2 separate regions of the Homo sapiens genome follow, and region 1 is linked to region 2. Evidence: chromatin loops called from intact Hi-C (ENCODE). Cell type or tissue: MCF 10A. All regions are shown on one strand. Each heading gives the region's core, and the rest is flanking DNA. Links, peaks and the distances in the headings are about the cores only.

What was found. Hi-C counts contacts between places; a loop is a spot of excess contacts. Peaks named below come from ENCODE experiments on the same cell type or tissue, not always from the same donor. Only the 100,000 strongest peaks of a DNase experiment are listed, where the experiment ranks them.
Region 1: it touches region 2 in a loop (37-fold over the local background); 1 of 110 quality-filtered maps calls a loop at or near these places.

The regions. Positions count from the first base shown.
Region 1 is chr10:12,768,524-12,784,397 of GRCh38, forward strand. CAMK1D (calcium/calmodulin dependent protein kinase ID) reads left to right here. Exons shown (of 11, transcript NM_153498.4): 5 at 1,150-1,276. Among named protein-coding and RNA genes, the nearest start is that of MIR548Q, 51 kb to the left of the region's middle. In MCF 10A, for the core only: no CTCF peak of the experiment used is centred there; no DNase peak of the experiment used is centred there.
Region 2 is chr10:14,378,517-14,394,390 of GRCh38, forward strand. It overlaps MIR4293 (microRNA 4293), which reads right to left and starts at 4,761; the gene lies at 4,684-4,761. In MCF 10A, for the core only: no CTCF peak of the experiment used is centred there; a DNase peak (open chromatin) is centred at 7,815.

The sequences.
Region 1 (15,874 bases), core at 3,633-8,632, 1.6 Mb before region 2:
GCTCCCTTTAAGGTTTGGTGTAAATGACAGAAACGATTCCTCATTCACTGGGTGAGGATTATCCTGGAGGGTGGACATTCCTGGACAACAGCAGAGATGACAGTCCTTGACATCGTCTCCCCCCGTGATAAATCGTCACCATGATGATGAATCCAGGAGTCATCAAGTCCAGCAGCTCTTCAGAAAAAAAAAAAAAATGCAGGCTCCTCTTTGTGTTCAAGGCCCACGCAGCAGTGCAAGGACAAGTCCAAGGCTGTAGCTTCTCAGCCTCCATAAGACCCACCCCTGCTTCCTTGCTAGGAACAATGAGATTCCCCAATTCTACATAAAACACGATGCAAATGATACTTCACTGGTTCCCATGCCAACCCCAGGACTGCTACTCTCAGCCCCTCCTGTATGTTGCAGAACTGTAGTGAAGACAGGAACACGGGGGCCATAAGAAATGGAAGAAGGCCTTTGCTGTGCATTCCTGCTGCCCAAGCACTGTTCAGAGGAACAGACAAAGGATGAAATCAACCCATGCTTCACAGAAAGGCAAACAGAAGTGCGGACCCCTTAAGGGTACATGGCTGGAAGTGCTGCGTCTTCCAATTCCAGATTCATTTATTCCGGGATGGCATCCCTCTGCTTTCCTGGCAGGGGAGCGAGCACGGGTCAGCTGGCCTTCATGAAGGGTGCAGTGCAGCACATCTCCCAGAACTGCAGGGCAGCAGGGCGTGTTGCTGAGGGCAGAAACAGAGACCCTTGGATTCAAGAAAAATCACTCATAAAAAGGAGCAGAGAAGCACCTGCAAGAGTTACTTCATTTCCTGGAATCTCCCTTCCCTAACCCCAGACGTAAATCCACAAGTCTGCAAAGCAATCGGCTTTCTAGATTGCCTCAGAATATGGTGAGTTTTTTAAAGTAGACAAAATATTAGTAAAGGAAAGAGACTAACGTTGATTGAAAGCCTGTGTGTGCCAGACACACTGTGCCGGGCGCTCTGCACTGTTTCTATTGGCCGCCGCTTTAGTTGATGCATCTACTGTGTCCAAAGGTCAAGGACGTCCTGACGTTGTGAATAGGTTTTGCAGCTGAATGAGTCTTCCACAATTAACCCAGCTTTACACGTAGTTTGTAATGTTTTTTTCTTATTTTCTTTCTAGCCCGAAAATCTCTTGTACTACAGTCAAGATGAGGAGTCCAAAATAATGATCAGTGACTTTGGATTGTCAAAAATGGAGGGCAAAGGAGATGTGATGTCCACTGCCTGTGGAACTCCAGGCTATGTCGGTAAGGACAGTGCATGTGCACACATGTGCCCGTGTGTGTGTGATGTCCTCATGTGTGGTGTCACCACGTGTCAACTCATCAGTTGTGTGAAACATATGAGCTTGGCATGTAATCACAGCTGCCTTCACTTCCCCTGGGGGAAAGAATAAAAAGATTGAGGGACACTGGAATGAATAATTCATAGCAGGGAAGTGATTTCCCCTGAAAACTTTTGCACAGTTGGGTAGAAATCCCATTTGATTTGGTTGTGGGCCTGACTGGAGGCTGGGAGTTAATTTGGATGAATCCCAGGTTCCATTTCCAGAGATACTGCATACATCTGTTTCTGAGGGATTTACAATGAGACACTGAGATAACAGTAAGGTGCACACACAAGAAAACTTTTTATTCCAATTACTGAGATAGGAACATTGATGGAGGAACCTGGTTCAGACCTTGACCAAGTCACTCTCATCAATCAGTTAACCCTGATCTGTACTGCGATGCTAGGCATTCAAGTTTTTCCTTAAATCACAACCCCCAATTCTTTGTACTAAACATCCAAAATGCAGAGGAAACTACTGACGGATCTGAACACTTGGATTCTGATGTTCATCTTTTGACTTCCGGGGTCCTGGAGAAACACCATTAGAATACTTGTGATTGTTCTGAGACCTTCATTGACATCAGCGTATTCATGCATTCCTTCATTCATTCAGCAAATGTATGTAAAGTTGCTACTATGTACCTGATGCTGTACCAGGCACTGGGGTTAAGGCAGTGAATGACACAGACACGGTGCCTGCCCTCATGGAGCTTACATTTTAGTTGGAACAAGTAAGCAAACAGGGTCATTTCAGATCTTGAGTACTATGAAGAAACTAAACCTGGGGGCCTGCCATGGAGTGACAAGGAATCAGGACTGGGCTGAGAGGACAGGGAGGAGACTTGGGCCTTGGTCTCAGTGGCAAGAAGAAGCCAGCCATGTGGGAGTTACAGGACAGCATCCCAGGAAGAGTAACCAGTTTGTGCGAAAGCCTGAAGGCTGGGAGAGGGTACGAGCTAGGGATGTCTGAGAGCAAGAAAAAAGATGAGGTTGGAAAAGAGTTATGGAAAATGAAGTCTGAGTCTGAATTCTTTCTTTTTTGTGGGGGGTGGGGGGTGTGGTAGGGTACTGAATCTAGCTGTGTTGCAAGGTTGGAGTGCAGTGGCGCAATCCCGACTCACTGCAACCTCCGCTTCCTGGATTCAAGTGGTTCTCCTGCCTCAGCCTCCCGAGTACCTGGGATTACAGGCGCCTGCCACCATGTCAGGCTAATTTTTGTATTTTTAGTAGAGACAGGGTTTTGTCATGTTGGCCAGGCTGGTCTCAAACTCCTGACCTCAGGTGATCCGCCCACCTCAGCCTCCCAAAGTGCCAGGATTACAGGCATGAGCCGCCGCGCCTGAGTGAGGCTAAGTTCTTGTCATGCGAAGTGCGGTGACCTTTCTTCATGAGAATAGCCATTGAGCCCACCTGAGAGAGGAGGTATGTTATGTGACCAGCATCACCCTGTGGGTCTTTGGGGACATCCACAGAACCTTCCCAGGCAGGCTGAGGAGAGCCGGCCTCAAACTAAAGGAGATACAAGGGGTATTGTGGGAAACTCCAGATGACCTTGGGGCCACTTTGTGGCCTTTCAGGTCCTTGCATATAATTACAGAGCCATGTCAAGCTCAAGTGTCATAGCTGTTCATTTTCAGAGTAACTCAGAGGAGGAAAGACAAGAGCAGGCTGAGGCGGGCAGAGAACAAAATAAGGGGAAGGGAAAGAAGCAGCAGGGTTTAGAAGCGGGGAGATGCAGGGGTGGAAACGTGGCTGGGGAGGAGCTGTGTGGACACCATCGCAGGGGGGCTCAATTCCCTGGATCGTGTGTATGCAGAAGGCACAGAAGAAGAGGTTGCTCTGCTCATTTTTGAAAGGTCCAGTGCATGGCCAGGTGCAGTGGCTCACGCCTGTAATCCCAGCACTTTGAGAGGCCAAGGTGGTTGGGTCAGTTGAGTCCAGGAATTCAAGATCAGCCTGGCCAACATGGCAAAACCCCATCTCTACTAAAAATACAAAAATTAGCCAGGCATGGTGGCTCACACCTGTAGTCCCAGCTACTTGGGAGGCTGAGGCAGGAGAATCGCTTGAACCTGGGGGGCGGAAGTTGCAGTGGGCTGAGATTGCGCCACTGCACTCCAGCCTGGGTGACAAAGCGAGATGCTATCTCAGGAAAAAAAAAAAAAGCCAGTATAGGCTTTGATAGAAATCAACAACATAGTAGTCGATCATCTCTTCTAAGATAGCGTGATAACGGTTGCAGGAATAGCATGGTCCCTGCCTGGGGGACATGTGCCTGGGGTGGTGACGGGAGGAAAGAGTGTGTGTGGTATATTCATGGAATTTCTCCAGCTCGATCTGAGCCATCAGGGAAGCCGTGAATACATGAGACGAGACAAGCTGAGTGGGGAGAGCCTGTTCCAACTATCGGGAATCCCAGACATTAGAAAATGAAAAGGTCTGTTAGGTCATGATGCTGGTTCTCTTTTCAGCAGTCTCCCCAGGCTGAGAAGGTGCTGATACTGTGGCCTGCCCATCTCTTCCCTTCAGGAAGTTGACCCTTGGGCTGTGATTTAAATGCTCTGACAACCAGTGACGGCCCCTAGCTACGTACGCATCACGTGCTTCTCATGTTTGGCTGGAAAGCTCCAGCACTTTCTAAATTGAGTTTTACTGCTCTGTGTTTTGGCAAAGCCCACGGAATGGCAGTTTTTCTGGTTTCTAAGTGGCTGCCATCTGCGGGGTCTGAGTCTGTTGATTGCTGTGTCTGGCACTGACGTGTCGGGAATGGTGTTGAGAAGAGTCCATCGCTCTTGCTACTCTAAATGGCAGCCAGTGGGAGCCATTGGGTAATGGTGTTGTGAGATACCAGGTTGTCCTGGAGGAGGCTGGGGGAGAGGAGGACTGTAGCAGTGGCGTTCTTCTATTGGTTTGTGTTGACTGAGCGCTGAAACTCCACCAAGAGTGCCCCTCTGGAGTGAGTCGTGTGGAGGGGACACAACTTCAGAGTAGGGAAGGGGCTGCTTTGAAGAGCTTGTATCTAGAGGACATCCCTTAGGCAGTTAGCAGCTGAGCTTGGGCTGTTTCCTCCCTTGCAGTCTGCATGGCAAGCTCCTATTCAGCCACCAAAGCCCAATTTAAATGTTACCTCCTTTGACTGCTTTCCTGTCACCTTGTCCTCTCCTTTGACATCCTGGTTCTTTCTATGACGCTTTCCTTGTCATGGTGTGATCACATTGCATTAGGGTTCGTATCAATCTGTGTCTCTCACTGCACTGTGAGTCTCATGAAATCTTTGTGCAGACACTTACTGAATTTAGTAAAAACACACAGATCATGAATCTTAGCCATGTTTTCTTTCTCTCTTCCCCTTCCATTCACTCAGCATGCATTTATTGAGTTCCTGCTGTGTACTCTGTGCAGTCGTCCCATGGTATCCACAGGGGCTGGGTTCCAAGATACTTCACCCTCTGCAGATACTAGCATCCTCAGATGGTCGAGTTCCTGGTATGAAATGGCATAGTATTTGCATATAACCTAGGCGTGGCCTCTGTGTACTGTCCTTGCTAGATTGCTTACAATACCTGATGCAATGTAAATGCTGTGGAAATAGTTGTCATAGGTATTGTTTTTATTTGTATTATTTGTATTGTTTTTTCAAATATTTTTGATCTGTGGATCCGCATATTTTGAATCCATGGATACAAGGGCCAAGTGTACAATGTTTGGTTTGAGAATACAAATATGGGCCGGGGGCGGTGGCTCATGCCTGTAATCCCAGCTCCTTGGGAGGCAGAGGCAGGCAGATTACCTGCGGTCAGGAGTTCCAGACCAGCCTGGCCAATATGGTGAAACCCTGTCTCTACTAAAAATACAAAAAATTAGCCAGGCAAGGTGGCAGGCGCCTGTAATCCCAGCCTCCCTACTCAGGAGGCTGAGGCAGGAGAATCACTTAAACCTGGGAGACAGAGGTTGCAGTGAGCTGAGATTGCGCCACTGCACTCCAGCCTGGGCAATAGAGTGAGACTCATCTCAAAAACAAAAAAATGAGAGAATACAAATGTGAATAAGGTACAAATTCTGACCTCAGTATTATGAGAGAGAAAGCAAACAGGTCAGCTTAATGTATGCTAAGGGCTACATCATTCAGCCCTTGAAGAATTATTTATTTATTGCCTACCTTCTGTTCTGGGCACTGGTGCGGGGGGAGGGGGGCGGGTACATCAATAGAAATAGAAGAATAAAACATAAAAATCCCCTCCCTAGTGGCACTTACATCTGAGTGAGAGAGACATAGGCTATAAAGCAAATATTGATAGCTAAGTTCATTCGTGTGTTAGGTGGCCTTAAGTACTATGGAGAAAAATGAAGCAGAAAAGATGATAAGAAGTTTGTGTGTTCAGAGGGTGGTGGCAATTTTAACTACAGTGTGCAGGCAGCCCTCACTAAGAGGGTGGCCGTGGTAAAGATTTGATAGGAGCGAGAGAACCGACCATGCAGGTATCTGGAGGGCATTCCAGGCCCAGTGCAGAGGCCTGAAGGCAGGAGAATGTGGGCAAGCAGCAGGGAGCAGGGGAAGCAGGAAGGAGAGGAATAGGAGAGACAGTCGGAGAAGTCCTGAGCAGGGGTATGTGGACCAGGACTTGGAAATCGTCGTATAGACTTTAGCTTCTACTCGGTGATAGGATGCCGTGGGATGCTTCTGTGTTAAGGCAGTGACATATTGTTTTTAACAGCTTCCCTCTAGGACAGGGGTTCCTAACCCCTGGGCCTTGGACTGATACTGATTCGGGGCCTGTTAGGAAGCGAGCTGCACAGCAGGAAGTGAGAGGCAGGCTGGTGGGCATTCCTGCCTGAGCTCCGCCTCCTGTCAGATCAGCAGCAGTAGATTCTCATGGGAGCTTGAACCCCGTTGTGATCTGTGCCCGCAAGAGATTTAGGTTGCGCGCTCCTTTTGAGACTCTAATAATGCTTGATGATCTGAGGTGGAACAGTTTCATCCTGAAACCATCCCCAATACCGTATCCTTGAAACAATTGTCTTCCGTGAAACGGGTTCTTTGTGCCAAAATTGGGGATCGCTGCTCTAGGACACGAGCTGGGATCAGGATAGATGGTGGGGGTAGGGTGGAGGAAGGAGATGTGAGAAGGCTCAGGCATTGATCAGGTGAGACTGTGAGAAGGCTCAGGCATTGATCAGGTGAGACTGTGAGAAGGCTCAGGCATTGATCAGGTGAGACTGTGAGAAGGCTCAGGCATTGATCAGGTGAGACTGTGAGAAGGCTCAGGCATTGATCAGGTGAGACTGTGAGAAGGCTCAGGCATTGATCAGGTGAGACTGTGAGAAGGCTCAGGCATTGATCAGGTGAGACTGTGAGAAGGCTCAGGCATTGATCAGGTGAGACTGTGAGAAGGCTCAGGCATTGATCAGGTGAGACTGTGAGAAGGCTCAGGCATTGATCAGGTGAGACTGTGAGAAGGCTCAGGCATTGATCAGGTGAGACTGTGAGAAGGCTCAGGCATTGATCAGGTGAGACTGTGAGAAGGCTCAGGCATTGATCAGGTGAGACTGTGAGAAGGCTCAGGCATTGATCAGGTGAGACTGTGAGAAGGCTCAGGCATTGATCAGGTGAGACTGTGAGAAGGCTCAGGCATTGATCAGGTGAGACTGTGAGAAGGCTCAGGCATTGATCAGGTGAGACTGTGAGAAGGCTCAGGCATTGATCAGGTGAGACTGTGAGAAGGCTCAGGCATTGATCAGGTGAGACTGTGAGAAGGCTCAGGCATTGATCAGGTGAGACTGTGAGAAGGCTCAGGCATTGATCAGGTGAGACTGTGAGAAGGCTCAGGCATTGATCAGGTGAGACTGTGAGAAGGCTCAGGCATTGATCAGGTGAGACTGTGAGAAGGCTCAGGCATTGATCAGGTGAGACTGTGAGAAGGCTCAGGCATTGATCAGGTGAGACTGTGAGAAGGCTCAGGCATTGATCAGGTGAGACTGTGAGAAGGCTCAGGCATTGATCAGGTGAGACTGTGAGAAGGCTCAGGCATTGATCAGGTGAGACTGTGAGAAGGCTCAGGCATTGATCAGGTGAGACTGTGAGAAGGCTCAGGCATTGATCAGGTGAGACTGTGAGAAGGCTCAGGCATTGATCAGGTGAGACTGTGAGAAGGCTCAGGCATTGATCAGGTGAGACTGTGAGAAGGCTCAGGCATTGATCAGGTGAGACTGTGAGAAGGCTCAGGCATTGATCAGGTGAAAGGGTTTAGGTCGTATTGGTAGCAACAAAAGTGATGAGAAGCTATCAGATGTCAGGTATATTTCAAAGGCAGTGTCCTCAAGGTTTTCTGAAAGATTGAAAGTAGGGTTTGAGAGAAAGAAAGAAGGCAAGGATAATTCAAAGGTTTTTGGGCCTGATAACCCTGGGAGGGTGCAGTTGTCTTTGCTGGAGGTGGAAGAGCCTGTGGGATGAACAGATTGCAGATGCCTTAGGAGGAGCTTGGTTTCAATTTGTTAAAGTTGACTAAGCCAAGAGGGCAGCTGGAACATGACCCTGGAACTATGTGCAGTCGATTCTCGCTGTTCGTAGTCATCATGTTCTGTTATAGCAAATAGCTGAAAGCACTGAATTAATCAATACTGAACCATTGCTCCTAAGGGAAACACAGGCTGGGTTCCTGTGAGCCTCTGGTCACATTTTCATCAACCAATCAGTACATGACCTTTTCAGAATGTGTGTTTCTGTTTAAAGACACCTTATTGAATATATGTTATTGAATCATTAACATCGATTCACAGCCCACAGCACCGTAACTCCTGCCTGAAGGAAGCTTCTCTAACCCACCGATTTTCTCTGAAAGGCATATCACGGCTTCTTTGCTGTTAGGAAAGCTAGACAGACTTCAGCACTATGCTTGGGGCTGTTGTAAACAGGGAGATCTCCAACAAAACACAAAAATGTGAAAAACACGACACCAAATAGAGGGTGAGAAAAGACCCTCGTTTACAGTCTGAGCTGAAACATGAAGAAGGAGCACCACCTCATTCCGCCTGAGCTTGAAACTTGCACATCAGGCAGCTCAAGTATTTGGTCACTCTATGCATGTCCACAAATGACCACAAAGTATTGATTTGGGGGTTGCAAATAACTTTTAGCCAGTAGGCAAATTTGCAGATAGAGAATCCTTGAGTAATGAGGATCAACTAGATTTGGGAGATGTTAATTTATGGCTGCGTTTTAAAGCCGTGAACCGGGATAGGCAATGAAGGAGAGGAAAGATCCCAGAGCTGAGTCCTGGGGACATCAGGGTGGAGAGGTCAGGGGGACAAGCTGGATCCCGCAGAGGATACCAAGACAGAGAAGGGGCAGTGGGTGAAGTAGAAAGAGTGCTGGCGGAGAGTGGCGTGCTCCCCGTCAGACATGGAGAAAGTGCTTCACATAGAAGTTATCACATGTCAGTTGCTGCTACTGAGTCAAGTAAGATGAGGATTTGGTTGAACTTTTTTTTTTTTTTTTTTTTTTTTTTGAGACGGAGTTTTGCTCTTGTTGCCCAGCCTGGAGTGCAGTGGCACGATCTCAGCTCACTGCAACCTCTGCCTCCTGGGTTCAAGCGATTGTCCTGCCTCAGCCTCCCGAGTAGCCAGGATTACAGGCATGCGCCACCATGCCCTAGGCTAATTTTATATTTTTATTAGAGACGGGGTTTCTCCATATTGGTCAGGCTGGTCTCGAACTCCCAACCTCAGGTGATCCACCTGTCTCGGCCTCCCAGAGTGCTGGGATTACAGGCGTGAGCCACCATTCCTGGCCCTGGTTGAACTATTAATTAAGTGTGGTGGCCCTGTGGTCAGAGGAATGGCAGGAAGAAGGTGAAACGGGTCTTGGTAAGTACACCAGCATGATGTCCACCGTGGGGCTCGCCCCAGCCACTCACCTCCTTCCGCAGCCATGGCTTCTCCCTGCAAGGCTCTTGGGACACCATTTTGAACCTTGAGCAAAGAAACTGCTGGAAAGTTTTCCATCTGAGCAGGGCAGAGCCCAGCCCCATTTGGCAGCTGCGAGGGAGGAGGGAGAGAGAGCTGCCACTTGTGATTCAGGGACCACACTGTCCCCTGGGCCCAAGCCAGGGGCAGGACGCTGCTGTCTGTTCCCAGCCTAGCATGGTGTCTTTGTATTTAGAAAGAAATGTGTGAATAAAGATGAGGAAAAGCTTCCATTCCCCTCAGGGCAATCTATAGGTTTATAGCTTGAGTTCAGACTTTTGATAGGTCGAAGTGTTGGTTTCAATTTGTGAATCACCATTTGATTATTATCTAAATGACTATTCAGCTGAATAGTTAATTCTGCCGACATGAAGCTATGACTTCAATTTAAATGAGCTCTCTAACAATGAAACCGAAATTGGTGCTTTTTCCCCAAGTATCCCAATGCACAGGGTGCCTTAGGAGGAGGCAAGAGGACTATAAGCACTTGGAACTTCACCCTTTTACATGTGGCGGCTGCCTGGATTGTACACACCCTTTGCAAGGACTGTGGCCTGTGGAGGCGGCACATCACTTCACTGATAGCAGGAGTTGGTGGGCATCCCCATCCATGTCACTGAGATGTGGGCGGCTCATAGGGCTGGCTCTGCTAACACCAACAGGTTCTGCAGTAGATTGTGGTAGATGGGCCACACAGATTCATGTGAGGCAGTGTATTTCAGAAGCAACATTAAAATACAGGTGTGAAGGCTGGGCACAGTGGCTCATGCCTATAATCCCAGCACCTTGGAAGGCCAGGGTGAGAGGATCACTGGAGTCCAGGAGTTTGAGACCAGCCTGGGCAACATAGTAAGACCCCTGTCTCTCTAAAAAAATAGTAGGTGGGTGTGGTGGCACACACCTGTAGTCCCAGCTATTCAGGAGGCTGACGCAGGAGGATCACCTGAGCCCAGGACTTTGAGGCAACGGCGAACTATAAGCACACCACTGCACTCCAGCCTGGGCAACAGAGTGAGACCCCATCTCTAAAAAAATACGGGAATGAGAGGGTTCATCAAGGGTTGGAATGACCAGGGGAAAACTCCTGGAGGACATGGATTTGGAGGAAGGGTAGGACTTGAGCAAAAGTAAGGAGAGTCACAGGTGCAGAGCAGGCAGGGGGAGCAGAGGCCCAGAGTCACGGGCTGCTTCTTGGAGGATCTGGGAGAAATGAACAGACTCACTGAGCCTCGAGAGAGGGCTGGTGGAATTGTACTTGGTGATCATTTAGGAGAAACGATGGGCCCATCTGGTGGAAAGTGGCTCCTCAGGATACCATGGTGGCTCTCAATATGGTATTGACCAAGATTGGGAATCCATTTAATTAAGTCAAGTATAACATTCCCCTTGGTCTCGGCAATAAGAGATAAAAGTCAGAGCTAAGGAAGTTAGTAAAATTATGTATATTGCCTGCTCAGCTGCATTAATTAAAATATCTGAATCACTGAACATCAGTAGGAAGTGACAGAAAACATCCGTATCAATCACGTAATTGACAAGACAGATGAGAAACTTCTATTTGGTGGAGGATGGCCTGTTTTCTATCTTTATCTTTTCTTTTTTCAAGAGACAGGGTCTCTGTCCCCCAGGCTGGAGTGCAGTGGCATGATCATAGCTCACTGCAGCCTCGATCCCCTGGGCTCAGGTGATCCTCCCACCTCAGCCTCCTGCAGAGCTGGGACTACAGGTGCACACCACCACACCTGGCTAATTTTTGAATTTTTTTGTAGAGACAGGGTCTCACTTTGTTGCTCAGGCTGGTCTTGAACTCCTGGGCTCAAGTGATCCTACTGCTTCATCCTCCCAAAGTGCTGAGATTACAGATATTAACCACTGTGCCTAGTTGAGAATTTTTTTTTTGAGCCTTATTCAGTGACAGTTCATCACCTAGCAGTATTTTATGTGGAGTGCACAACCACAGCCACACTATTCCATTACGGATGTCACTCAGAAATAAGAAGGAACATGTACAGCTGGTCCATCGTTCTGTCTAGAAGCAGACCTGCACCTTGATGCTTTAGATGGTGGCTGACTGTTATGTTCCTGAGGCTGTCGGGGAAGGAATCGTTCATTTCCTTCTGGAACTTAGTTGCCATGTTGGCTGCAAAGCCACGATAGATATCTTTGGTCTAACTCGGCCTTAACTTGCCTAAAATAGTTTAAACGTGTTTCATCTTGTTCTTCTCTAAAAGGAGATGGAGAACAGTTGGTCAACATTCTCGGTGTATTTTTTCACTGAGTTAGAGGATTGGTGTTAATTCAGGGATCACTGCACTTCTAGAAGTTGATGTGGGGCGTGGGATTATGATGAGCTCTTGGAAACCAGGGGTTCCAGCCAGCACAGTGTTGGGGCGAGGACCTCTATCCTCAAAGCCACCCAGCAGGGGACTTGAATGTAAGCGTCCTCCTCTGTCTGCCATTGATTAGATATGAAGGAGGCCTGTGCCTTTCACTTAAACTTGGGGATTCTCAGTTTCTTGTATATAAAATAAATGTGCTGGGCTAAATATCTCCTGTAAATTTTTTTTCTGGTTTTAACATTGTGTGTTTCTATAGACTTGTGAGTTGGCATCCTTTAAGTATGTAAATATCTACGTGTCAAGGATACTGGCCATCATTGTTCCTGTCTTCACTCCGTACAGCCAAGAAGAAGGATTCAGTCAATGGACCTCCCCAGCGTCTGTCTTCTGAGTGATCTCGATTCTTTTCATCTTTCCCCATAGCGCCTCTGTTCCCAGTCCTTTCGTCTTCACTCCTCGATGTGGTTGCTCCCCAACAGAGCTTGCTTTTTATTTGTTTCTCACTTAAATACCATATTTTGGTCCATGACTATAAGCATTACATCATTGTTCTCATCCTCTCCGACTGTTAGTGTCACAACAGGGTTTTATGTAACTGAGAAATTGTCATACAGGGCACAGATGAGTAGGTGGAACATCCAGATGAGAGTTTTCTCTCTTTCTCAACAGCCACTTGGTGACAGCCCACAGCGAACATTTTATCACACCGTGGGCTGCAGCCAGACCCCCGGTGTTGGAGAGGACAGGGCCCCCTAAGTGGGGAGACTTGTAGGGCCTGCTCCTCTTCGTGGACCTGACTCATCGCACGTGGGCGACGTAAACCCAGCCTGGCTTTGAGGAGCCCCATCCCACACATGGCAGTCCCACAGAGTCGCTCTGAACACAGTGTTTTTAAGGCACTTTTCTTCCTTGTGGAATTGCTTCTTTAGATACTTGATGTGGGAGGGAGGTCACGTTTTGTCGTGGTGGGAAAGAGGGGGAGGGCAGCATTGTGGAGCTCCATTTGTTCTTTGTCATGATTAAAAACCAAAACCCTGGAATGACTACGGCAGTCTTCTTAATCAGATTTCACAAGAAAGGCTTGACTTAAGTACAGAGTAGGCGTCACGCCGTGATCACACAGCAGGTAGGCCCCCATGGGAGACCCCAGAAGGGCCGCACAGCAGTGCCGTTTGTGGCCACATTGCTCTGAAATGCCTTCCTTGGCACAGTTGACTTCCTCCATCCCGCGGAGTTCCAAGGCCCTCCCACATTTCAAAAGCCCAGTGGCCCCAGCTTCTACTCCCTCCCCGTTCCTTAGCCTCACTCCTCCATGATTGGCTTTGGGAGCATTTAAACAGCAGTCCCAGCTCAGATGAGAATGGTAATTACATACCAGTATGGTGCTTTCATGGGGACTTCTCATGCCTGTGGTGAAACTCGAGGCTACTGGACAGATCAGGGTAAGCTGCTCTTTGGCGATACTTTTTTTTTTTTTTTTTTTTGAAACGGAGTCTTGCTGTGTTGCCCAGGCTGGCGTGCAGTAGCACGAGCTCAGCTCACTGCAGCCTCTGCCTCCCAGGTTCAAGCGATTCTCCTGCCTCATCCTCCCGAGAAGCTGGGATTACAAGCACGCATCACTGCACCTGGTTTTTATATTTTTAGTAGAGACAGGGTTTTACCATGTTGGCCAGGCTGGTCTCAAACTCCTGACCTCAGGTGACCCACCGGCCTCAGCTTCCCAAAGTGCTGGGATTACAGGCGTAAGCCACCATGCCTGGCCTGGTGATATGTTTTTAATTTAATTGTTTTTTTTTTTTTTTTTTTTGCCATCCTGATCTATTGCTAGAGGCAATTCATTCCTCATGAATGACAGCTCTAGGTGAAGGCTGATAGAGACCAGAGAAGGAGGCTATCCCAACAGAAAAGATCAGAGCTGTCCCAAAAGCCTTCTGCTCTTCTTCTGTGACTTTGGATGGAAGACAGACTTCAGGCAGAGAACGCTCCTGTGTTTCAGCCTGATTTTTACTTGCCAACAGTCTGGATTGCAATACTGGAAACCTGGGTGAAGCAGCAGCTGTTTATCAAGATGCTCCTGGTAAAAGTCCCTCATTGTCTTAATTTTTTCTTTTTTAATATCCCTGCTGCTGCAAATTCTGCTACTGACAGGAAGCTGACCTGACCCAGCACATTCAGTATCACCTCCTTGTCTTGATGTCATTCTTACTGAGGCCAAATTCTCTACTGAAATGTGTGTCTGGGGTTGCAACAACACGAAGCTTAATTTTATTTTTCCTGATCTTTAAGTTCTGTTTAGCATCTCTGAAAAGGCCACTGCTGGGTAGAAATGTCATCTTTCTCTCTCACTGTTTGAGAGAAATCTTCTCGTGTCTTCTCTGATACGCAGTGTCGCAAACTGTTAGAAACTTGATTACAGTTTGATTTAGTAGCTGGTGTTCCTTCCCCCACCAGCAGGGGGGGCATCGCTTCGTCCCACTTCCTGGTGGAAGTTCCTCAAGGACCGGAAGACCAGCTGTGATCTGAGCGTCTAACCCTGGACACAGATACCTACTGGCATTGTTTACAATGAGAGGCCATGTGCAACTCTTCCAAATTGAGCTCCAGTTCTTTTCCTTGCAGGCGTAACTCTAGGACACAGTGGCATGTGCCCATCAAGACAGGAAACTGAGGCATAGGCAAGGTAATGAATCCTCTAGTTTACTGTGGCACAGAGCCCAGCCTATAATCCTGTCCTCTGATTCCATGCTGGATCTGAGATAACAGACTTGTTTTTTAGAGTAAATTCAGTATTTTCAGTTTTTTTTTTTTTTGTTTTTTTTTTTTTTGAGACAGAGTCTTGCTCTGTTGCCCAGGCTAGAGTGCAGTGGTGCAATCTTGGCTCACTGCAACCTCCACCTCCTCGGTCCAAGCAGTTCTCCTGCCTCAGCCTCCAGAGTAGCTGGGACTGCAGGCATGCACCACCGCGCCTGGCTAATTTTTGTATTTTTAGTAGAGACGGGGTTTCACCATGTTGGCCAGGCTGGTCTCAAACTCCTGACCTCACGTGATCCGCCCACCTCAGCCTCCCAAAGTGCTGGGATTACAGGCGTGAGCCACTATACCCGGCCTGGTGCTGGACTGTTGGCTTTTATCTTCTGGCATCGAGGACTGCCCCTGTCCCCCAGGCTGCTCCCTCCTGATGTGTCACCGTCCTCCGCCCACTGGAGGGGTCATGTGTGAAGGACAGAGAGGAGAGGCCACACAGACTTCCATGGAGGTGAGCAAAGCACCCTGAACGTGGGCTTCCTAGGAGGCTAAGGGCTTCGCCGTTTCCTCCACCCTCTCAGCAGAAACTGCTTCTTGGCACGTCCTTGGGGCTCGGGAAAGGGAAAATTCTTTTCTACTTCAGAAGAGCATGAAGATTGATTACCACGAGCCCCACACCCACAAGACAGCTGCTGTCTTAGTTTCAGTCCCCTTGGTTACGCCTTGTTCTTCTCTCTTCTTTGGTAAGGAAAATGGGCAATTTAATTGTTTTAAAAACAAGATGAAAGGTTTCTGAAACTCTTTTTTTGTTTTTTTGAAGTCTCTCGAGTCTTTCCGTTCGCCAGGAATACTTGCTCTAAATCAATATAAAGTAGCTTGGTTCCCGCAAAGTGGAATTTTCCATAAGTGGGCTGGTGGTGAGTCTCACAGTAGTAAATCCAATTATTTTGAATTTTCTACCTAGTTTTATAAAAAGCATGAGTTAATCGTGGTCTCTGAGAAGGACCACATCTCTCCACAGGGGTCTCTGATGGCTCCTTGGACACTCTGGTGAGGCTGAGTGGTTTACATGGAGCTTAACTTTTATTTACTGGTGTAAACTTGATAAGCCGATGGGATATTGTTTTGTCAGGAATAGCAAAGAAAGCTGAGTTAATAGCACCCAAGATCTGACCAGGAGGAGGTTCTGAGAGATCGTGTAACAAAGTATTTCTTTCTGCCCTTTGCCCCTAAACCTGGTAGACCCGAACTTCCTTGGAGAAAAGGTATTTTTTTTTTTTTTTTTTGAGATGGAGTTTCACTCTTGTTGTCCAGGCTGGAGTGCAATGGCAGTCTTGGCTCACTGCAACCTCCACCTCCCAGGTTCAAGCGATTCTCTTGCCTCAGCCTCCTGAGTAGCTGGAATTACAGGCATCCACCACCGCGTCTGGCTAATTTTTGTATTTTTAGTAGAGACGGGGTTTCACC
Region 2 (15,874 bases), core at 5,915-10,914:
AAAAGCTAGTACCACGGCACCAGCTTTTGAGAAAAGAAAAGCTTTATTGGAAGTTAACTAGAAAGGAGACCAAAGGAAATGCTCAAATCTGTCTCCTTGAGCTTGGGGCTGTGGGGTTTTATAAGCATAGGGTAATAAGGCAAGATCTGATTGGGTCTTGCAATGACATGATGCTGGGAAGGCATGATCTGATTGGATCTTGCCATGGAGTGACACAAGGGCTCAATCTGATTGGATCTTGGATCCTGTCATGTGGTGTCCGCTTCTTAATTCAGTCCTGCTAATCTGTCAAAACACTTAGGTTCCGCCTGTGGTTGGATGCTTGGTCCATCTGCACACGCACAGGGTATGTGACCTTCAACCTGGGGGCAGCCCATGGCAACTGAAAAACAACTGACAACTTTGTTACATAAAAGCCGAGCCAGATTGGTCTGGTATAGTTACAGCATTACTTAAAGCATGTGTCCAAGCATGAGGGGTTCTGGGTCCCTGTTCAGTGACAGGTGACACTGTTGCTCCAGTAGCCTCTTCATTTCCTTCCTCCTGTGTCTTCACAATAAAAGACACTGTGTATTCATTCTAGGCCCATCGATTCTAACACAAGTTAATCTTTTCAATGCCTTGTGATCTTAACTCTAAGAAAAGCATCCATAATCTAAATACAAACAGGTCCCCCGCCTGCTCTGCACCTGCAAAAACTATCCCAATGGCATCACAGCTATCAGAGGAGGTGGGCTTTGCCCTGAGCATAGCACAAAGAGCCTCTTCTATCATCTCGTCGGCCTCCATCTCCTCCCTTCCCACAAGCCCTTGAACCCAAGGCTAGCCAGGTCCCTGGCCACCACTTTACCCGCAGAAGGTGAGAGGGACACCAGCCACCAGGTCCCAATTTAGAAAGAGAAAGGAAAGGAGTAGAACTGCTCTGCATACAAAAGTAGGGCACATTTGAGATTCTTTTGTGGAGAGAAACAATTAAGAAGCTGCAAAATGGGGGAGAGGAGGAGAGCTGGGAGAAGGTCACAGGGAGGAGAGAGAAGCTTGAGAAAATTGCACTAGGTAAGCCATGGCCGATGAACAATTGGGAATGATGCAGGGAATGCTTTTGAAAGACAGTCGTCTTACTATCCCAGCCTTATGCCATAGTTAGCACTGTACTCGAATTCCATGCCGTGACTGCAAATACTCCAGCAAGTGGTACAATGCAGCAGCCCAACATTAGTGCTTCTTATGGGGATGAGGAGACACAGGGGTCACTGCCTGGCAACCTTGGCAGGGAAGGAAGACAGCTGCCCCAGGAGCAAGGGCCAGGAGCAGCTGCATTCTGTGAACCTGTACCAAACTGCCTTTGTGGTTGAACAAGAAGACATGGCATTGAGAAACCGTATTCTCAAAAATTACAGACCTCCTGACAGTTTCCTCTTCAAAATCCTATCAGTAAGAATGGAAGATCCCATTCCTACCTGAAATATCTGGGGTCTCTTTGACACAGAGAAGCAGCCTAGATTTCCAAGGCAGGTGCAGTGCTTCAGATAAGGAGTTTGGAAGCACAATATTCTACATTTCTCTTAACCCTGTAGTTTCCAAGGAAACGGAGCCCTGAGTCAGCTCCCCAGCTCAGCCTGATGTTAATTACACACAGCCCTGCTTTGCGCTCATCAAAACACTGCTTCATTTGAATTTTAGCTAAATCCCATCGTTTCCCCAAATCCTAGAATAACCTCCTGCTTGCTTTGTTTGATAAGGCCCTCTATGGCTTTCTGGGGGCACTTGCCCTTTTTGCAACATGGTATTAATAAACTTTGGCCGGGTGCAGTGGCTCATACCTGTAATCCCAGCACTTTGGGAGGCCGAGGTGGGTGGATCACCTGAGATCAGGAGTTCGAGACCAGCCTGGCCAACATGGTGAAACCCCATCTCTACTAAAAAAATAAAATAAATTAGCTGGGCGTGGTCGTGCACACCAGTAATCCCAGCTACGCTGGAGGCTGATGCATGAGAATCACTTGAACCTGGGAGGCGGAGGTTTCAGTGAGCCAAGATCGCACTGCTGCACTCAGCCTGAGCGACAGAGCAAGATTCCATCTTAATAATAATAATAAACTTCATTCTGGAAAGTGCATGTTTATTTCTGGTCTCTATTATTTCAGATGGGCCAAGGAATGTCTGTCATCCCTGAACTTGTGAGATACTGTGGAAGGTGAGACATGATCCCCTAAATTGTAAGAGTTAGAGATCTCTGGGCAATGTGGAGATCTGAAAAATATTAATAATGCAAAGGCAGGTAGCACAGTAGGAAAGTAGGAAACAACCAGGAGTTTCAGAGTGAGAAAGTCCCAGGTAAAATTCCAGCTCCCTGACTTACTAGTGGGGTGTTACCTAACCTGTCTACACTTCTGTCATCTTTATCCTGGGCTGTTGCCAGGATTCGATGAGATAATGTGTGTTAAATGCCTTTCATTGTGCCTGTCATATATTAACCACTCCACATTGTTAATTATTACTATTTGTAAAATATGAGTGGAGATGAATAAGGAATGGAAAGAATTGTGAAAACATTAAGAGACAAACATCAGCTCTGCTGATGTTGTAGGACTGAGTGATTTTCTTTGGTATCCTACAATATTGCTTTCCTTTCCGCCCTGTATTTCCTTTTTCTCCTGGGCATGCAGCGAGACCACAGGCCTACTGCTTCTCCCAGTTTCCCTGTCTTGGGTAAATGGCAACTCCATTCTTCCAGGTCCTCAGATCAAATAACCTGGCATCAGCCTTGATCTCTTATCTCCTATCTCCCATCCAAAATATGGTAAACCCTGTTGGCTCTTCCTTCAACTTATCTCCAAAATTCTACCCCTTGTCACCACCTTCACTGCTACATCCTCAAACCAAGTTTCACCTTGGTTATTGAAACTGCATCCTAACTAGGCTTCCTGATTCCACCATTACTGCCTTATATTCACCCTCCACTCAGCAGCAGGAAGATCCTTCCAATATGTAAACACCCTCTTAGGCTTAGTATCCTCCAGTGACTCCCACTAAATCCTTACAATAGCTTACGAGGTCCTACACAATCTGGCCCAGATCACCTGTCTGAACTCATCTCTCCCATCTCCTCTTCCTCATGACCCTACACCAGCCATACCTGCCTCTTGGCTATTCTGGAAATGCTAAGAATGCTCTCACCTCAGGGCTTTTGCACTTGCTGTTCCCTCTGCTTGGAGCACTCTTCCTCCAGATCTCCATATGGCTTCTTTCCTCACTTGCTTCAAGCCTATGCTCAAGTGTCACCTTGTTGGAGATAATTCCCTGACCACTATGCATGCACACATGCACGCACACACACACACACACACACATACACACACAGAGTAATTCCCCCCATAGCATCTATTGGCCATGGACATACAACACATTTACACATTTACTTTTCTGTATGTTTCTTTCTTTTCTCTGCCACCAGAAAAAAAAGGTTCCACTTGATCAGGAACTTACTCTGTTTTGTTCACTGCTCTGTCTCCAGCACGTGAAACAGAGTGGCATAAAGCAGATGTTCAATTAACATGTATTTAATGAACTGAATGAAGTCACAGGTTTTAAGGAGTGTTAATTCCCATGCACGCCTGAGTAAGAGAAACAATCTCACTTTTCCTTTTGATCACATGAAAGAAACAATAGAAAAACAATAAGTGGTTTCCCCCCAGCTGTAACAGCGCCAGGGACTTCCCACCTGCTGCTTCTGCTTAGAAAAGCAGTGGTGTTTGAAGAATTCTTGGAGGTTATGAGCTCACGTGTCTGTGTTCTGACACATACACCCCCACACGCCCTTGCACACTGCAGTACAGAAGGAAACCCTACTGAGAGAGGTAGGCAGTCTATGTCCAGGCTGTAGAAACAGTGGCTGCCATCACTGCTATGTTACGGACCCTAAATTAGCTTATTTCATGACCCCACAGAGTTACACTGATTGTTTTCACACAGTGTTTCTCAAAGAGTGGGCCAGAGCAGCAGCAGCAGCAGCATCTGCAAACTTGCTGGACATTTGAATTCTTCAACCCATCCCAGATCCACTGAATAGAAGCTTTGCAGGGCTCAGCCCAGTGCTCTGTGTTTTAACGGGTCCTTTGGGTGTTCTGATGCAGTGAAGTTTGAGAACTTCTGCTTCAGTGGACAAACAAGAATGTCTGGGAGGAAGAAAAAGTACCAAAAAAAACTGACAAAATTTTTTAAATGCCATGTAAAGGCTGAGTGCAGTAGCTCATGCCTGTAATCCCAGTACTTTGGGAGGAGGAGGCAAGAGGATTGCTTGAGCCCAGGAGTTTGAGACCAGCCTGGGCAACATAGGGAGAGTCTATCTCTACAAAACAATTAAAAAGTTAGCCAGGCATGGTGGCGTGTGTCTGTAGTCCCAGCTACTTGGGAGGCTGAGGTGGGAGGATCACTTGAGACCAGGAGATGGAGGCTGCAGTGAGCCATGATCCTATCACAGCACTCTAGTCTAGGCAACAGAGCAAGACCCTGTCTCCAAAAATAAATAAATAAATAATAAAATGGCCATGTTAATCCTAATACTGAGTTCTAGCTTTACTTATCAAGCTGTGTGAAACTGAAATAAGGACATCAGGGTGAGGGAACTGGCTCTCTCGGGAGAGGGGAAATCCTATTTCTTCTTCATCACTGACCGCTTGCTTCAGTCAGGCTGTTCCTGTCAGGCTGGTGTGAAATGAATTAGCAATGTCACCAGCTTCCCAAGGAACAGGTGTCTCTGCCATACCTCCGGCAACCAATATCACGACTTTCACTAATTGCTCTGCCCTTGTCAGGCCCTTTGAGGACTAAGTGGGCCCTGGAGATGGAGTGACCCTTTACCTGCTCAGAGCTGCCTTTAATCCCAACCACATGCCCCCACCCCACTGGAGCCCCGGAGCATGGGAAATATGGAGCACCACAGTAGCAATGCAGAAGCATGAGTCACTGCTGAAGCTTGTGGGAGGAAAAATAGAATTCAGGCCTTCTGCTCTAATTACACTTGATTGTTGCCCGTTGTGAACAAGGACTTTTAGGGTTGACGGTATCCTCACCATCGGCCCACTCTGTTGGCGGGACCCAGGAGCTGGTATTGCTGGAGAAATTCACACAGAAGGGGAATCACTTCTTCTTAAAATGAAAATTTGGGCCAGGCTCAGTGTCTCATGCCTGTAATGAGAGCATTTTGGGAGGCTGTGGTGGGTGGATCACATGAGGCCAGGAGTTCGAGACCAGCCTGGCCAACATGGTGAAACCCCGTCTCTACTAAAAAACAAAAATTAGCTGGGCACGGTAGTGCATGTCTGTAATCCCAGCCACTGGGGAGGCTGAGGCAGGAGAATTGCTTGAACCCAGGAGGCAGAAGTTGCAGTGAGCCAAGACTGTGCCACTGTACTCCAGCCTGGGCAACAGAGTGAGACTCTGTCTCAAAAAAAAAAAGAAAGAAAGAAAGAAAGAAATATAAAGAAAATTGGCTCATGTCACTCCTCTGCTTGACTGACATCTGGATTGATTGACAATGCCTTTCCATTGAGCTTAGAATAAAATCTCAAACCCCTCAATGACAGTAAAAAAAAAAAAAAATTTTAATTATGAGCAAGAGACTTGAATAGACATTTCTCCCAAGAAGACACACAAATACCCATTAAGCACGTGGAGAGAGGCTCAATATCTCTAACCATTAGAGAAATGCAAATCAAAACCACAGACTTCACATCCACTGGGATGCTATTATGAAACCCACACATTCAGAAACTTATGAGTGTTGGCAAAGATGTGAAGAAGCTGGAAGACTTGTGAACAGCTAGTGGAAATGTAAAATGGTGCAATCACTGTGGAAAACTGTATGGCAGTTCCTCAAAAACTGAAACATACAATTACCATAGGATCCAGCAGTTCCATTCCTGGATATAGTCTTAAATGGAAAGCAATGACTCAAACAGGTATTTGTACACCCATGTTCATTGCAGCATTATTCACAATAGCCAAGAGATGGAAACACCTAAAATGTCTATCACTGGATGAATCAACCCCAAATGTCATATATCCACACAATGGAGTATTATTCAGCCTAAAAAAGAAAAGAAAATTCTAACACATGCTACAACAGGGATGAATCTTGAAGACATTACGCTAAGTGAAATAAGCCAGACCTAAAAGGACAAAAATTGTATGATTCCTCTTTTGAGGTTCGCAGAGTAGCCAAATTCAGAGAAACAGAAAGTAGAATAGAGGTTACCAGGGGCTGCAGGGAGAGAGGAATGGGGAGTTAGTGTTTTAATGGGTACAGAGTTGCAGTTTGAGATGATGAGAAAGTTATGGAGATAGCCGGTGGTGATGGTTGCACTATAATGTTAACATACTTAGTGCCACTTAAACATAATTAAGATGGTAACTTTGGTATTATGTATATTTTTCAACAATAAGAAGTTTTCAAATCCCAAACCCCTCTCTTATATGGCCCCTTCTCATTTGTCCACCACTCTCTGACATTTCTTGATCTCTTGCTTCTGTGCTTCAGATATCCTGTTTTTATTTCAGTTCCTCAAAAAGGCCAAACTCGTTCTCAACCTCAGAGCCTTTGCACTATCACTTCCTCTGTGGGGAACATTTTTCTCTCTATTCTTTACAAGGATAAATCCTTTTGATGTTTTGTATGTGTGGCAGAGACTACCTAGACGCTCACACCAAGCTGTTTCCTCTTCCTCCTGGGCATACGTGTCTCACTGGGCATACCTGTTCTTCCTGGGCTACACCTGACTTCCCAGCCTCCCTTGCAGTTAAGTGTGTCCAGTGATGGTGAGAAAGAAAATCACCAGCATCACTGCAGGCTTTCTACCCATTCTGGAGAAAACCCTGATGCAGAAGGGCAAGGGGATTATGGAAGGGAAATGTTAAAAACTGAGGAGCCACAGATGGCTGGGGCCAGGGTCCCTGAATCACTGCATGGAAGAGAGGCACCTGCTGATCAAGCCATGTTCATTTTGGATTGTATGTGGGTGGAAAGAAAAAAACTTGTCTTTGAGCCATGACACATTTTGGGGTGTTTCTATTATGCTTAAAACAGCTAGTCTTTCTGTAATACGAACCCCAAAGAGGGGTCTTCTCTGACCATCAATGTCAAATATCTTGCCCCTGTCCATCATTCCCTGCCCCTTTATGTTGTTTCTTATCCTAGCTTCATAGTTTGTAACTTGTTTATTCATTTTAATACATTGATTTTGGAACGTTTTCCCCTCTAGATGGCAACCTTCTTTGATACACAAACTGTATATCTTGTTTGTCACTGCATTTCCCTAACATGCCCAACACGAGCTCAATAAACGTTTATTGCATGAAGGAATCAAGATCTGAATTTCAGCCTGGTCGCCAGTGGTGCTTGTCCATTCTGTTAGACTCTCCACTGCACTCCTGCCATTTCATATAATATGCCTTTAGTCACAGTCCCTTCACTGATGGCCTCAGAGCTATTTGAAACCTGTGCACATTCTGGTTAAACCTTTCATCACAGTATTTGGTGATGCTGCAATGAATGCGGAATGCTGGTCTGTCCCCCACAGACTGAGTCTTTCTAGGGTGTATTGGCATTCCTAGTGTCTAACAGGTAGTAGGCTGGCAAATGAATCAATGAGCCGGTGAATTAATGAATTTATCTCAAGAATTTGAGACTGATCCTATCTCAATTCAGAGGCAGAGCACAGAATGCAACATCATCAAAGATTGACACGTTCCTTGTCTAGACAAGTGCTGCGAGTCACCACAGCCTGCGCGTAGTCTGGTTGGGAAAGAGCCCTGGCTGGGCTGCAGGAGATGTGAACTCAGAGCCTGCCCAGCTCACTGTGCTCTGGCAAGCTACATTCTCTTTCCCTGACTCAATTATCTTACCCATAAAACGTGGCATTTGGGCTAAACAATACTGAAACTGTGTTAACCTTACAGTGACATTACTTAAACCCTGGCAGTCAAAGAGAAAGTAGAAAACGATGCTTTATATCTGTGTTGTCTCATTCAGAAGCCACTAACCACATGTGGCTACCTAGCACTTGAAAGGTGGCCCGTCCAAATTCAGATGTGTTGTAAGCACAAAACGCACACTAGACTTCAAAGATTTAGTATAAAAAATGTACATTTCTCGTTAAAAATTTTTATACTGATTTCATGTGGAAATAATATTCTGGATATATTAGGTTAAATGAAATACCCTATTAATCATTTCGCCCATTTCTGTTTACTTTTCTTAAATGTGACTACTAGAAATTCTAAAATTACACATGTGAGTTGCATTTTGGACAGCACCATTCTATGCTATTATTAGTACTGAAATTCAGCTACATACTTCAGACTATAATGCATAAATCATTGATTCTACATCCTTTCCTGAGTTATCCAAACTCATTGTCAAATGAATCCAAAAAAGGTTCACTAAAGTCGATCTAACTACAATGAAACTTCACTATGAATGGATGCCCATGTAGACATTATGCAGTTTTGTTTCATAACCAATGGGTTTTAGGTTAAAACTATTTCTGAGAAACAAAACAATTCCAGCATTGGAAAATGATAAGCCTAAAACAAACTCAGTAGAGACCAGAAAGACATAAAAAGAAAGGGGCCAGGCGTGGTGGCTCACGCCTGTAATCCCAGCACTTTGGGAGGCTGAGGCAAGCGGATCATGAAGTCAGGAGATGGACACCATCCTGGCCAACATGGTGAAACCCTGTCTCTACTAAAAATACAAAAATTATCTGGGCGTGGTGGTGTGTGCCTATAATCCCAGGTACTTGGGAGGCCGAGGCAGGAGAATCACTTGAACCAGGGAGGTGGAGGTTGCAGTGAGCTGAGATCGCACCACCGCACTCCAGCACTCCAGCCTGGTGACAGAGCGAGACAGTGTCTCAGAAAAAAAAAAAAAAGAAAGGATTTCTTTTCTATTATAGATACTGGGTAGCCCTACGTGCTCCTCTAAGCCCCAGATATAATATCTGTGCTATGGGGAAAGCAAAAAGCATATATTTTCTTTGCTTCGTTCATTTTGTTTTTTAAATTTTATTTATTTATTTTTTTGAGATGGAGTCTCAGTCTGTCATCCAAGCTGGAGTGCAGTGAAGCTATCTCAGCTCACTGCAACCTCCACCTCCAGTGTTTAAGTGATTCTCGTGCCTCAGCCTCCTGAGTAGCTAGGATTACAGGAGCCCGCCACCAGGCCTGGCTAATTTTTCTATTTTTAGTAGAGACAAGGTTTCACCATGTTGGCCAGGCTGGTCTCAAACTACTGACCTCAGGTGATCCACCTGCCTCGGCTGTGGAGGAAAAGTTAAATATTAGATTTGAACTCAGTTGAACATGGACATAACCAATGGACACCAAGTCCCAGAACAGGTTGTATGAGCCCTTTGAGGCTTTCATCCAGCACTGTTTCAGAGAAATCTTTATTTCAATCTATTCCTATATGTTAGTTAGTGAAAAACAATAGACAATCACAAGAATAAGTTGACCTTTTTGTGTTCCTTGACCACAGCAATGAAGAGCCCTCGTGACTGGACCTCATGCCAAACAACTCGCTACAAAAAGAGCTAGGTTCCCAGACTGCGCCGAAGCTTCATGAGACCTCTCCTCATCTGTGCACAGAGGAGTGGCCGACTCTGGAGCCCAGGCGGTCGCTTCCCGGTCTGGTGCTGAATCCTCCATAGTCTGGTGAGTGCAAGTATCTTTTCCCTTCTCCCCTTCCCATTGCAATTTGCTTATTATATCACTTGCTTATTATATCGTTTGCTTATTATATGGTTTGCTTATTATATCTGCATTGTCATTTACAGGGATAAAAGTTGTTCACCCTTAAAGGTATTGTGTGTGTGCCTTTTCTTCTCCTCTCACGTGTTTCCAGCACAGAACATCGGCCTCCCAAAGTGCTGGGATTACAGGCATGAGCCACCGCTCCCGGCCTGTTTCATTCATTTTAGAAATGACCAAATTGTGAGCTGAGATGAAGGTTGGGGTCTGGTAGATTTGTAGAAAGGAGAGAGTGATAACAAGTGTGGGTAAAAATAAGTGTCCGTGGAAGAAGTGAGAAATTTGAGGGAAGCAGAGAGAAACCAGGAGAGAGACCTCGGAGGTTGCTTGCAGGGTCAGCAGCGTCAACATCACCTGGGAACTGGATGGAAACACAGATTCTGGGGCCCATCCCAAAGGGTTAATATGGCGGCACTCAGCTGCTATCCAGGACTTTTTCCTGTTCGTGGAGTCTTGGAAGAACACTCCTCTAGGGCTGGGGTTTCCAAGGTGTAGATCTCTCAAAGCTTTTCTTGAGAAATCCTGAAGCCAGTTATCGTCCTCAACTCTACATCAATGTCCCACCTCCATAGATCACCTGGAATTATTAGATTGGTGCAAACGTAATTGCGGTTTTTGCATCGTTGGAATTTGACATTTGATATTGGATACATTCTTAAATAAATGTGGTTATCTTATACATCATTTTAATGGGCATTTCTTGCTTTATGTTTTTTGGCTAATGACTTATTACTTGCTGTTTATTTTATGTTTATTTTAGACTGTGGAAATAATGTTAGACAAAAAGCAAATTCAAGTGCTTTTCTTATCCGAGTTCAAAATGGGTTGTAAAGCAGCGGCGACAACTTGCGACATCAACAATGTATTTGGCCTACTGTACTAAAAAACATATAGTGCAGTGGTGGTTCAAGAAGTTTTGCAAAGACGAGGAGAGCCTTGAAGATGAGGAGTGTCGTGGCCAGCCATCGGAAGTTGACAAAGACCAATTGAGAGCAATCGCAGAAGCTGATCCTCTTACAACTACATGAGAAGTTGCTGATAACTCAACGACAACCATTCTACAGTCATTGGGCATTTGAAGCAAATTGGAAAGATGAAAAAGCTCAGTAAGTGGGTGCCTCATGAGCTGAGCAAAAATCAAAAAAATTATTGTTTCAAAGTGTCATCTTTTCTTATTCTACACAACAGCAAGGAGTCAATTCTTGATCAGATTTGTGACAGGCAAGAAAAGTGGATCTTATATGACAACCAGTGACAACCAGCTCAGTGGCTGGACCAAGAAGAAGCTGCAAAGCACTTCCCAAAGGCAATCTTGCACCAAAACAAGGTCGTGGTCACTGTTTGGTGGTCTACTGCTGGCCTGATCCACTACAGCTCTCTGAATCCCAGTGAAACCATTATATCTGAGAAGGATGCCCAGCAAATCAATGAGATGCGCTGAAAACCTCAATGCCTGCAGCCGGCATTGGCCAACAGAAACAGCCCAATTCTTCCCCAGGACAAAGCCCAACCACATGTCCCACAACCAGTGCTTCAAAAATTGAACAAATTGGACTACAAAGTTTTACCTCATCTGCCATATTCACACGACCTCTCACCTACCAACTACCACTTCTTCAGACACTTTGACAACTTTTTGCAGGGAAAACGCTTCCATAACCAGCAGGATGCAGAAAATGCTTTCCAACAGTTCATCAAATCCCAAAGCATGGATTTTTATGCTACAGGAATAAACAAACTCATTTCTCATTGGCAAAAATGTGTTGATTGTAATGGTCCCTATTTTTATTAATAAAGATGTTTGTGAACCTAGTTATAATGATTTAAAATTCATGGTTCAAAACCGCAATTACTTTTGCACCAACATGGAGGGAAGGTCCTCTATTTTGGCCTCAGGGCCTATTGTCAGCAGAGTCTTCCTCCCACAAACACTACCCATCCTACTCCCTTCCCAGCGACTTCACCACCTTTGTGGAAAAGGCTCATCTGTAGAACTATGAATCTAGTACTTTCCAAATGAGTTACACAGACACTGAAAACAGGTTAGGAGATAACTCATCTCTAGATGTTTTGTGGTTCCTTGGTTTCAATTATCAAAGCACTGAAATGGAAAGGAATAGTCACACCCAGGCAAATTTGCTTTGAAAAGCCACAAGAGTTGTTGTTGCTGACTTAAGTCTCAATCATGCCCTTAATGAAAGTGGAATCTAGACATAAGAGAGGAATAATGCCTTTAGGTTGAAAGTTTCCTCCTCCAGGAAGCCCTCCATCTCAATCAAGTTCTCCAGTTTTAATCTTTCATTACACTTTCCTTTATAACACTTATTGCAACTGGAAAATATGCGTGTACATATAGTTATTTGCTTAATTTCAGTTCTTTCACTCAACCGTATGGTCTGTGGAGGTAAAAACCTTTTGTATCTTTTTCACCTCTGTATCCTTGGGACCTGCCAGTGTGCAGTGCCTATTGGACACTTAGGAAATATTTGCTGGAGGGATAAGTATCTAAGAAGTACTTTGTAATTATGAAATAACTCTGAGACTTTGTACTTCCATATCTTTCCGAAAAGAAAACTGGGTCTGTAGAAGAGTTGTGGCCAAGAGCAGCAAACAGGCCAGTGAAGGGGTCAGGGCCCTGAGAGCTTTGGGCTCATTTTATCCATGACAGCTCTCAACATGGCTCAAAAAGCCCGAGGGCCAACATTCACCTGGCATGAAAGGGAAGGAAAGTGATTCTGAGGGAAGAAACCTTCTAGGTGTGGCTGACCCATAACCAACAAGGAGATGAGAAAAAACTATAGAAGTTGAATTTTTTTTAAAGGCTAGTGTTTATAGTGAGATTTTCCAAAGATAAATTAAGGAACTGATGTGTTCCTGAACTAGGTCTAACCAGGGTCAATTCCCAAAAGAGTCTCTTAAGTATTTATTTGATCTCATTTCCACAGTTGAGTGGACAACTCTTGCCCATCACTCTTCCTTCTATGCAGTGTTGCTAATGATTCCTCCTACTCCACTTCTTCAAGAACCTTCTCAACAGAAGACGCCAGAGGAGGGGGCCTAAGAAGATACATAGCAGGAAGTCCCCAGCAAACCATTTATCTATTTTCTCCACAGATCTACAATCCCAAATTGTTCAGCTGGAAACACTAGTAGGCTACGTCGCTTGCCCTAAATAAGCTTTGCAGAAATGAACAGATGGAGGAAAATTTCAAAGCAGCATGTGGGCGTTTCAGGCCCAAATCCCATTAACAGATAACAGGATTTATAACAGCAGTTCCCACGCAAAGCTTTGGAAATTTTGAATTTGTGTGTAATAGATTGGGCTCCCTCTCCCCTAAATTATCTGCACGTTGTTCCTGCATCTGGGCAGGGCCCCTTTCTCCAAGCTAAGGAGCCCACATTGTCAGCTAAGAAGTGTGTGTGGTGGCTCACACCTGTACTCCCAGCACTTTGGGAGGTCAAGACAGGCCGATCACTTGAGGTCAGCAGTTCAAGACCAGCCTGGCCAACATGGTGAAACCCCATCTCTACTAAAAATACAAAAATTAGCCGGGTGTGGTGGCGCACACCTGTAATCCTAGCTACCCAGGAGGCTGAGGCAGGAGAATTGCTTGAACCTGGGAGGAGGCGGAGGTTGCAATGAGCTGAGAAGGTGCCACTGTACTCCAGCCTGGGCGACAGAGTGAGACTCTGCCTCCAAAAAAAAAAAAAAAGAAGCAGGAATGGGGCACAGGCCCACAGGTGGCAGCACCAAGTGGTCTTGTTTATATTTCTTTTTTTTTTTTTTTTTGAGGAGTCTTGCTCTGCAATGGCGCAATCTCGGCTCATGGCAACCTCTGCCTCCCAGGTTCCAGTGATTCTCCTGCCTCAGCCTCCCGAGTAGCTGGGACTACAGGTGCGTGCCACCACACCTGGCTACTTTTTAAATTTTTTTTTGTATTTTTAGTAGAGACGGGGTTTCACCATGTTAGCCAGGATGGTCTCGATCTCCTGACCTCATGATCCGCCCATCTCGGCCTCCCAAATATATTGCTTCTTAATTCTCTCCTTCTCCCACAGAAGAGTTGCGACAAGTTCTGGAAGGGTGGTGGATGGGTTGTGGCAAACTGGAATTTTGATTCAAAGCAAAGACAACTAGATTCATTGCTGTCAGGAACCCAAAGCACATGGCTGCCTGTCTCAACAAAACAAGAGAACCTAGACCCCAAGTTAATGTCAGCAAATTGGGATGCACCTCCTGGCACTATCACAAAGGTATTGACACAGTGACTGAAACAGGGGGATCCCTCAGAAGCAGTCTGGAAAGAACTTCTCATAGCTACTCAGAAGTAGATGTAAGAAACTCCAAGCATTCCTTGATGAGATGGGGAAGATTTGTGGGTTGGACTCCCACAGGGAGCTATTGACTGGATGCCATTGTTAGTGAGATCCATAGTTGCTTTATGTTCCCCTTCAGTATGATAGGGGTGTGAAAACCCGAATTACCCTATTAGGACTAGAGTAGAAAGGAAAGTTCTTAATAAGGTCATTGACTACCCTGAAACTGTTTTAACACTTAAGGATAAAAATCCGTAAACAGCAGCAGCTCAAGGTTGAAGAAAGTCTGTAAGTTTTCCCCCGCTCCAGCAACTGACCTGGGTGCAGGTCTCCTAGTTTCATGCATGTCCCATTGAATCACTGTCCTCCAGAAATGCAGAGACACATGAAACAGCTTTATGACCAATTCAAGTGGCCACAGAATACAGTATCAGTGAGTTGGGGTCCCAGGCACATCTTATAACCCAGGCAAAATAGCATCCACACTATCCAGTGATATGCAAATACTTCCAACCTATTTCTGCTTTGACTTCCACAAGGAAGCCTTCCTGACTTCCCTGGCTCCCTCTCAAATGCGCCCATGACATCCAGTTCTTCTTTACTGCATTTCCCCTGCCTGTCATTAGGCATGTAATGAGTTTCCATTACATGCTTAATGTCTGTCTTCTTTGCTAGATTGTGAGAGTGGAAAACATGTCTATTTGTCTCACCATTTTAACCCCAGAGCTTAGAAAGTATATGTTAACTAACTCCTGACTAATGGCCTAGAATACTTCGGGCATTATTTAATAAACAAAGAACTGAGTGAATAAATGACTGAATCGGTTAATCAATAGCATTCAATAAGGTGGGGGGGATTTTATAACATTCCTTCAAATAGGGGAGCATACGGCATGAAGAGTTATAACACAAAGTGCTAGTCATATACCATAAGATCAAAATCACTATTAAGAGTACTTGGTTGGGCTGGATAGGGACGTTGACCTTCAAAAGATTCAGTGAGAACCCTTGGTTGAAGGAGATAAACTAAAACCTCAACTTCAATGGTTATCAGATGCACATTTCTCCAATCTGGTGTATTTCCAGCCACACCCAGGCAAGCAAGGAGTATCTTGATATATCTGCTTTACTAAACCAGATCCCCTAAGAAAATTATGGTATCATTTATAGAGATGATCACTTTTGGGTAACCAGATAGGCATTATTCAAGAACTCAGAATGTACACTCAAAATCACGTACATGACACTGAATCCTAGAGGATTCAGTACCACAGGAATCCTAGAGGAGTCTTTGCTCACTTTACCCACTTCTCTTGAACATATACATATACATATACACTATTTACTAGGCTATATTTATGCTGACTATCTAGAACATGGTAGTCCTAAGTGTGTCAGGTGATTATAGAAAATGCCCTATATTCATTACATAACTTTGGCTGCCTACTTTTATTTATGTGAAATGAATCAGACTCCTAGTTGAATACAGATGGACTAATGGCCCACCACATATATTAATCTTATTGAGTTCAGTGAGGCTTTTGTGTCTGATTTAAGAGGGAGTATATGCATTTTCTCAGTCCCTGAAATCTGATCAACAGCAGTCATAAGACCAGATATCAAAGTGTTGGGTTCTGGAAGTATAGCATGCTCATGTAAGCTTAAGAACAAAGTTTGACAGACCTCATTTTAGACTATGTGAGCTTTCTGGTTGTGATGGTTAATTTTTTGTGTCAACTTGACTGGG